2 separate regions of the Mus musculus genome follow, and region 2 is linked to region 1. The links are chromatin loops, found by intact Hi-C in ENCODE. Cell type or tissue: left cerebral cortex. All regions are shown on one strand. Links, peaks and the distances in the headings refer to the core of each region. The heading gives the core; the rest is flanking DNA.

Region 1 (5,346 bases), core at 1,347-5,346:
GATAATTCCTTCTATGATATGATAAGCGCTTTGAATAAAATTTCTGAGCAGTACACATACAATGGGGAGCCTGTGAAAACAAGGCATTTAATAGTATATTTTAATAAATCATGATGTATTATTGCCTCTACCTTTAATAATTTTAAAATGTGGAAATAAAATATCGCCTTGCTATTTAACGCAGCATGAAAATCCAAATAAAAGCATAAAATTGCAAATTTGGCATGAGAGTTTGAAGAAAGAAGTATAAAGGCTTACGAATTTTAAAACTCTGTAAGTGATTTTTTTTTTACCACAGATGAATAAGAAATATCTTGTTGACTGGAAGAAAGCATATTGATTTACAAGTAGCTGACTTCTGTAATCTAAAGATGCTCACAATGGCAGGTATACATCTGCCTTAGTACCTATGGGTGAAGGTGACATTGATGAATGTATCTATGGATGAGTGAACCTGAAGTGTAAAATCTCATGACCTGCAGGGCTTTTCACACTGCCTTCCTTTCCTTTGCTTGGGTATTGCAATTACTCTGTGCAGTTTGCCTTTGAATCACACATCTTTGCTAAATTGAATCATTCGCCTTTCAGATATTCTGTTTTGTGCCAGGACGATGGTTTTCTTTACCATCATGGGTAGCTGTCTTATTCTTGGATTTGGAATTTAGGACTTCTAAAAAATATGGCTATTCTTGTTTTACTTCCCTATTCTTGCCTTGCCTGATTTTAAGAGTAAAGTCAATCCAGGTTTCAGAGAGTTGCCTCGTCTACTTTTCGGTCAGATGAAATGGAACAAAGTCCTGATTGCCTTGAAAGGTTATATAAATATATCTTACCAAATTGCATCCCTTTTTATCAACTATCATTGAGTTTTAGGAATATGTAGACTAATGAATTTATATGGAAATTTATGTTAGCTTGTAAAGACTCAGTAGTCTTTGACTATATAGATATTTAATTAAATGCAATATGTAGCTAAATTAGAGGTCACCAATCATTTATGTAGCTCATCAAAATGAAGGTTGAGCAACATCACATGTTAGAAATATTTGGTTTTGAATCTCAGTCTTACTAAAAATAAAGTTATTATATACATGCTCATTTATATGTACAAACACATACCTATCTATGAATATAATTGTATTTGAAAAATGCAATTTAATTATTTTTGTTCATACATATAACAGTATAATATAGTAATAATATTAATAAACTATATTATATACCATTACAATTAAAAATTGTACACACTACAATTATAAATTGTAAAATCTTAATATCACTCTGCAAATATATTCATATACATCATCTTGTTTTATTATTTTCTAAAATTAGACAACCACTATTTGATAGGCAATATATAAACACTTTGTGTAAAAGTTCTGATTTAAAAAATTATGTATTTTCATGTTGGATCAGTGGTACTTTTTAAAAAAGCAGCTATTTAAGGAGTTATATTTTATATAAGTCCATGTACTGCCTATGTCCAACTTTATTATTTTCCATACATTATTATGTAAGATAATTATACAAACAAGACAGGTAATATTTATTTTCAGGATTTGATGTTAGGCCCACAAATTATGGATTATTGGCTATTTCATGTTATCTCTGAATGCTGTAGGCAGAAGTCAAAGAAGAAAGATGGCTTTGATAAACACGTGAAATAGAAATGGGCTAAAGCAAAGAACTCAGCATGCGTAAGGATAAATCCAAGCCCTGCAGGCTTAGCTGCAAAACACTCAATGGGGAGAAAAATGCAGAGAAATGTGATAATATATAAGATTAATATATATGTATATAATTATATAATGTGTATGTAAGATATATAATAATATAAAAGACTATCGTATATATACATATATGTGTGTGTACATATATATGTAACACATATATATTCATATATATATATAATAGTGGAGATGACAGGAAGAAAAAAACAGGCAGTTTTAGGTATTAGAATGGTAACTTTAAAGACTTCTTACATGCATTAATCTACTTATTTCACATTTGCATGCTTTATCATTTGCTAGGCTCTGGATGTACTGGTAAATAAGACTGGTCTGATATCTCAAGGGCATACCATTTATTGAAGAAGTCACACATTCAAGCAGATAATCAATGCACATATGCAAAAATGATAAATTGAGGTTCTGCTATAGTAAGTTAACTAAATACAATATACAAAGGACTCACCCTTAAAAAATCTTTTCTGAGGGACTGGCATTAGATTGAAACCAGAGAAAGGGAAATACATGAAGTCAGAAGAGGAAAGAGATGTCCTGACAGAGAGGCAGTGGTATATATTAGCTGAAAGTGGAAGAAACGGCACTCACACAGGTAGACCAGATGGCTGGAGCTCAGCAGTGCAGAAATATGAAAATGAAGTTAGAGAAGAAGTCCAGAAAAGTATATGTGGTCATATTTCTATTTTTTAAAAATACATTCTTTTTGAAATAAAATAATTTACATTGCTCTTTTTGAAATCTGAAAACATCTTTATATTTGCAATTTTTATATGCCACAATAAAAAGCCACTGAAGCCTTAACATAAATCAAGGTGTTTACCCTAAAATATGTAAATGAAGCAGAGGAGCCCCTACCTCCAAATTTACAGATTACAAGTGCGATGTAGTGACCTGTTAGAATGAATTCAAAGAAACATTTTCCAGCAGAAAACTTAAAATATCTTGAGTTGCATCGTGGAAAGAAATCTTTAACAATCCTACGTCTCATCATTTAAAATTAGTATTTTAGGTAAAAGCAACGTGACATTTAAACAGCCCAGATCTAATTGGATACAGACGAGATTTAATTGAATGCATAAAAATGATACAGGCAAGCCTGTGTCTCCCTGTGCTTATCTGAGCAAGAAGCTGCAACAGAGTAAGTGAATTAAAATGCCTGTCACCTAGTAGATTCCGGACAGAGGGCAGTCTTTAAGACCCAGCGACTGTATTTGTCTGGAGAGGAAATGTTGCTTTTTGACAGATGAGAGAAATCCCCTTAGTGCTGGCTGTGGAAGGGAGAAGTGAAGTCAGTCACCTGGTGGTGAAGGCCAGTAAAACAGCAAAGCAGGAGGAAAATTGCGGTCTCCCTCTCTTCTCTTCGCTCTTTTCTCTCTGTGGGAGCCACCTCCTATTCTCTCAACTCTTTTAGCATAACCTTCAAAGGAGAACGGTCCCTTCAGACTTTATTACCGTCTTTTCCCCACTGAGAGAATACCTCTTAGCTACAAGACATTTTTTAAGTCTATGCAGGACTTCGGGGATCCAGTTATCTTGCCAGGGAAATTGATGATTGCTAATGTCTGAGACTCACAGCGTGCTAAATTAGCTACCAGAGTATGCCTGACGGAGGAAGGCTTTTTATCACATAGTCTTCTCTCCAGTTTGAACACATTTGCTTGAATTTTGCCGCATGATGCTGTCCAGGGAAGCAGCTTTTTTTCTTGGGATGCAGCAACTCGCTGGTTTCTAAGCTTATTGCCGAAGAAAAAAATAATCTGAAATTGAGTGGATTTTTCCCCCTCCTTTGCTTGAGTCGACTGAGCTGTGTCGCACGGCGGTAAAGATCAACTGTCCCTAAATCTTTGAAGAAGTAAAACAAAGTGAATTCTCATTAATATTTATTTATTTGTATTATTTTTAACCGGTGGAGGCGGCGAGACCACGGAGGATGAGACTGAGAGAAGCTACCAGGGCTTGGAGGAGGATAAAGCTGAGTTTCAGCTGGAAACTAAAAGACTAGATCGGTTCGGGGAGCAACTTGGCCAGTTCCTCTCCACTTCCTTTAGTTTCGCTCCATGGACAGATCCACGGACCTGGACATCCAGGAGCTCAAGGTACGTGGTCCTGCGGCGGCGGCGCTGGCTTTCCGCTCTGCCGCGCTCGCATCCCGGGCTCTGCTCGCCCGCTACCCGGCGTCTCCGGAGTAGTCGCGGGTCCCGCTGGACGGCGAGGGGGCATCTGGGGCGGGGTGTCCCCGGGCGCAGCGCCCCTCCCCGGGCCGTGGACACACAGGCGGCTGTCCCTCGCCCTCCCGCGCGGGGCTGCCCTCCGCGTCGTTGTTCCGGCTGGAGGCCACCCGGTGCTCCCCTCACGGGTGACAACGGCAGCTGGGCTGCAGGACCCGAGGTCCTCGGTGCCCCGGAGCTGGCTGAGGATACGGAGGTCTCCCCATCTCTACTCGAGGTCGCCCGTATTCCCGGCAAAGTTGTCCGGGGCCACTTTCCCTCCCGTCCCCGCCCGCCTCTCTTCTGTCCCGCTCCTGCCCCCGTGCGACACCGGGACAGCCTGTTTCCGTTCGTAAATTCGCTGCACAGAGGTGTTTGTGGCCACCACTAGGCAAAGCCCCCCTTTTCCTATCATTAACCACACCGCTCCCCCCCCCACTCCCTTGAAGGCCACTGCCTTTGGGCGGGAACGGGTGGTGATCATCCCGGGGCACAGGGCGAGAGGAGAGACATGAGGGGGTCCCCTGCTGGCCTGTCTCCACCAGCACATGGAGGGAAGAGCTAATTCTATTACCAGGCCAGGTCTGAGGAGCCAGGGAGGGTAGCCCCGGGTGGAAGCGATTCTGGAGGGGGCGGGGCGCCCCTCCCCCGCCCATCCTCCGGGGTCCCAGACCCTCCCTGGTCTGCTACTGCACCCCATGTGGTGCCCTTCAGTGTTCTCTACCTACCTGTCCTGAAGTGGCCTCAGAGCGCCCAGGCCACGAATTCGCCACTCTCCTGGTGGGTATCTCTACCAGCAGGGCAGATATGAAAAGAAAGAACTTAAAAAAAAAATCGCAAAATAATTTAAATGTCCCGCTCACTCTTAGATGATAAAGCTGAAATGAGGAGATGCTGGCGTGTTAAATATGCATACATATTCACCCTACTCCTCCTCCAGTCATTTGGTACATAACCATTCTGCTTCGGGTGGGTGGGTGGGAGGGGGGTTACTAGAGATCTACTACATGTAAGGACTTTGTTCCGGTGAGGACTTTTAAGACATCTCTTCCTGCTGGGGAAACTTGACCATTAGAGGTTTGCTAAGTAGAGTCAGGTAAATGGGTTTGTAAAAGAAGGTGAGTAGAGGGTATGGGAAATCCTCTGCAGCTTGCTCTGATGGAGTCCCTAAGCCTGTCCATCCCCAGTGGGTGCACATGTCACCTTGTGGCTACCAAGCCACAAGAGGAAAAAGTATGTAGAACCCTCTGGTACTGGGCTGTGCTTTTAGCCCCAGGGAGTGGGGCCTGTTTGAATACACCATAGATAGTACTTCAATCCAAGCTTCTGTGTTCCTTGGAGGAGATGAAGTGGGGAAGAAGCAGATTTGATATTCCAGTTTAAAGTTGGCAAAC
Region 2 (4,000 bases), core at 1-4,000, 350 kb before region 1:
GAAAATATCAAAACTCATTTTAATGAAGTAAATGTCAATTTATGAAGAAATGTGTATAAACACATGCATGGTACACACAGGTGAACACAAGCACACAACAATCTATGGACTCTAACTCTTGTGTGATGGAAAAGCTCTTCTAGGAAACTTCCACCACCTAAGATTTTAAGATTTCAGTGTTTTACAATATGATAATTCAATACAGTGGCCATACAATATGTTGTAGTTTAATTAACAACAATTAAGTTACATGTCAGAACTCTTATTAACGTTCCTTTATTCGGGTATTACATAGTAGTAGCTGGTAGTTATTGATATTTGCTAGTATGTATTAAGCCCTGTTATGAACACTTCATACAGTCTTAACCTCAACATCCTAAGATGTAGGTTCTTAGTGTCTGGATTGGAAAATCAACACACAAAACTTCAAGGGTGCGTGTCTGCCAGGTGTCTACTTAGAGATCCAGTTGTGAAGACTGGACCATACATGACTCAAAAATCCATAATGGTGATTGTTGCTGTCATAATCACTTTCCCAGTTTAGCTTTGGATGTTAGCATGGTTTCTGCCTTAAGTAGGAAGCATGTTCATGCCAAAACTGCCACTCTGATTCAGATGGCAGTAATATCTATTTTAAATTATGTTCCAACTGCTATGCTTTCTGATTCAGTGCTATAGAATCTTATAGTGGCAATGAAATTCATAAGTCAGAGGGAAAAAAACAGCATCTACTACAGACAATGTTTCTAAAATGGTACCAGTTTCATAATTTCCAAAACAGTACTTTTTCTTCCAGAATTAAAAGAGAATACCATTATCTAAGCTTTAAGAATGTAATTTCCTCTACATACACTATGTGTGCTCTGTAATATCATCACGTATTAGTATTTGGTTCTCTTTTTTTAATGACAACGTAATTTTGGAACTCATCCCTTCTCTATCTCAAATCATGTTTCCCCCAATCTTTACACTTACGCACACTGTGTGTGTGTGTGTGTGTGTGTGTGTGTGTGTGTGTGTGTGTGTGTGTGAAAGCGTGTGCATGTTCATGTGTGGTGTAGATGTGCCAAAGCCTATATGTCTTGAGATCAAAGGACAGTTAGTTATAGGAGTTGGTATTCTCCACCATGACAGTTCTGGAAATGGAATTCAAATCATCATCTCTGATGGCAAACGCCTCCACCTGCTGGACCATCTCAACGGCTCCTAATCTTTTCCTTTTAGAAAATACCTTGTCTAACCAATGTTCTAAGGATTTTTAAGGAAAGGAGATATGTACTTTAGGTTTAACTGTTAAATCATTTTACATATTGAAATAGTCTCATGATTGCAGGTGCTAACTATCAGTGAACCTGTAAACTTTCTAATATCTTTCCCTACAGCTTATAATGTGGCTTTGGTGACACTGTTGGATGTGGAAAACGTCACAAACGCCATGAATGTCATCATCGGTTACCACTGCCCTCTGCTTTGTATATCACAGCAGTCCCCCCCACCCCAAAAAATAAAATAATAAGTGAAATGCTACAAACCTACTACCTTTCTCATGAACTGAATTTAAGACTCTGAAAAATATGTACAAGACACAAAGTGCTGGAAAAACCTAACTAGTTTGTGGTGGAAGTTCGATTTCAAGTTAACAGTAGGGCTTCTCCAACTTCTTATCAAAATACCAAGAATTTTGTACAAAAAAAAAAAAAGTTAGCGGGGGAAGAGGAGGAAGAGGAAGAGGAGGGGGAAGAGGAAGAAGAGGAGGAGGAGGAAGAAGAGGAGGGGGAGGGGGAAGAGGAGGAGGAGGAGGAAGAGGAGGAATAGGAAAAGGAGGAGGAGGAGGAGGAGGAGGAGGAGGAGGAGGAGGAGGAGGAGGAGGAGGAGAAAAAATCTCAAGGTGGGGGGAGGGGGCCAGGAAAGGCAATTGTGAATACTGAGGTGGTTTCAAGCAAAGCTGATGAGAGAGAGCACTGAAGAAGGCTCAGCTGTTAGAGCACTAGCTTCTCTTCCAGAAGGCCTGGTTTCAATTCCCAGCACCCACATGATAGCTCACAACCCGCTGTGACTCCAGTTCCAGGGGATCAGATTCCTCCTAGGACACCTACCCAAGTGGTGCACAAATCACACACATTAACATTTCATTTCTTTTTAATTAATGAAGGAAAATGATTACAATGTGCGCTCACTCACTCCCTACCCTACTGATAAGAAATTCTGATAATAAACTGAACCAGATTCTTTTTTATGAGCCTCGTGACTTGTGTAATTTCAACAGAAAAACCCATCTTCAACCGTATAAACAAAATACTCTTACCAAACTGGTCTACAATTAAAAATCCTACTCAATTCCAAAGCAAATGCTTTTGTGAAGCGAACAGACCAGATTAATTCTGCACAACTGAGCTCGAATTATTCTACCACCCACTTAGATTCGTCAAATCTCAGCCTTGGCCCTAGAGATAGGTTGAAATTGAAATCAGGTGACCCAAACTTCCCAAATAAATATGCATAGTGTAAAAGCTAAAAATAAAAATGCGACTGTTCTCTTGATCACACACTGAGGTTGAACACAGACATAAGCATTCAGTTAGTTCTACAAGGGTATTATTAGGAATACAGAATGAATAACACGCTCAATGTGACGTCTTAACATAAAGAAGAGCAGAATAATGGGTAAATAGTTCCTCTGTGCTTGCAAGTACTCCCCTTAGGGTATTTTCACACCCAGCAAGCCCTTTAGGAACACCAGCATCCAAAGTCCGGCCTACACCTGAGGCACACAGCACAGCTAGGGTCTCAGAAGCACCAGCTTTCAGACTTCAGCTCACACTTTCAGGATGTAGGAGTAGGGTCACCCTCAGCACTCACAACCCGTGGCGCCCAAGGGACACGCCCAACCCGCTCCCGCCCACGTAGCTCCCGCCCCCGGGGCGCCCACGTCCCCGCTGCCTAGCAACGCGGCGGGGCTTCCTAGCAACGCGACAAACTCCAGCCCTCCCCCGCCCGGAGGCGACCGCCCGAGGGATCCAGCCTACCTCCTTTTTCTTCTGTCCGCCCCCGAGCTGGATGCAGAGCAGCAGCAGCAAGAGGAGGAAGGGAAAGCTACCAGTAGGCAGGTAGCGCAACCGGCGGCCCGCCTGTCTCCGGCGTGAAGGAGCGGCCCTGGCACTCATGGCCGCAGGGCTGTGTCTCCTCCACGCGCGGTAGCCGTGCGCGCCCAGCTCCTACCGTGCCCGCGCCCGCCAGGCCAGTCGCCAGCAGCCTCTCCTGGCCAAGGCCTCGGGGTGGCAGCGGCTTCTCCAGGGAGCTGGGTGGAGGCTAAGGACGCGGAGGAGGAGGAGACTGACAGCGCATCCGGTTCACCAGGAGAGGGACAAGAATGGCGCGGGATGGAGCAGGAAGTGGGCGTGGCGAGAAAGCGGCTCTGTGCGCGCGCGTCTCCGCTGCTCTCTCCGGGGCTTCCTGTGTGCAAGCATCAAGAAGTAACCCCTTGCTTTCACCTCTGACCCAACGCTGGGCTGCCCACTAAGCACACAGGGCACAGGAGTGTGCAATGAGCCCGTTGAGCCAACCTGCCATCTGGATCAGGAGGACATCCCGCTGCCTTCTTGCACCAGAAGGTTCCCATCACTTTAATAAGTTGCTAGGGACCCCTATATGTATTCTCTTGAGGTCCTTACCACACTTGAAACACAACATAGTTGCCTGGATGTACATGAGTGTTCTACACTTTGCCCCGGGGTTTCTTCCACCTCCCATCAGGGCCCTTAGAAGCCAACCTGGCTAGAAGCTATTCATTCACTATTCATGAAGTTAGCAGCATTGCTCTAGAAACTAACAACATTTTTCTATTCAAAAATGAATAGAGCGTAATAAAGGCATCTTGTAACTGCATTGTTTCCTCTACCTAAAGATTTTTTTCTCTTGTACGATAAACACCTTTGATAGTCTGATGAAAAACCTAAAGACATTGAAAGTACTTTTAACTGCATAAATTATACACACACCC

What was found. Hi-C counts contacts between places; a loop is a spot of excess contacts. Peaks named below come from ENCODE experiments on the same cell type or tissue, not always from the same donor. Only the 100,000 strongest peaks of a DNase experiment are listed, where the experiment ranks them.
Region 2: it touches region 1 in a loop (7-fold over the local background); 4 of 42 quality-filtered maps call a loop at or near these places.

The regions. Positions count from the first base shown.
Region 1 is chr8:38,659,220-38,664,565 of GRCm38, reverse strand. It overlaps Sgcz (sarcoglycan zeta), which reads left to right and starts at 3,058. Exons shown (of 8, transcript NM_145841.2): 1 at 3,058-3,841. The coding sequence starts at 3,803. Gm40493 (a long non-coding RNA gene) reads right to left here. Exons shown (of 3, transcript XR_870371.2): 1 at 4,681-5,346. In left cerebral cortex, for the core only: a CTCF peak has its summit at 3,025; DNase peaks (open chromatin) are centred at 3,837, 4,423, 5,032, 5,280 and 2 more places; H3K4me3 peaks cover 2,745 bases; H3K27ac peaks cover 2,292 bases.
Region 2 is chr8:39,005,227-39,009,226 of GRCm38, reverse strand. Tusc3 (tumor suppressor candidate 3) reads right to left here and starts at 3,382. Exons shown (of 10, transcript NM_030254.4): 1 at 3,027-3,382. The coding sequence starts at 3,164. In left cerebral cortex, for the core only: a CTCF peak has its summit at 3,343; DNase peaks (open chromatin) are centred at 2,107, 2,488, 3,018, 3,339 and 1 more place; H3K4me3 peaks cover 1,995 bases; H3K27ac peaks cover 1,830 bases.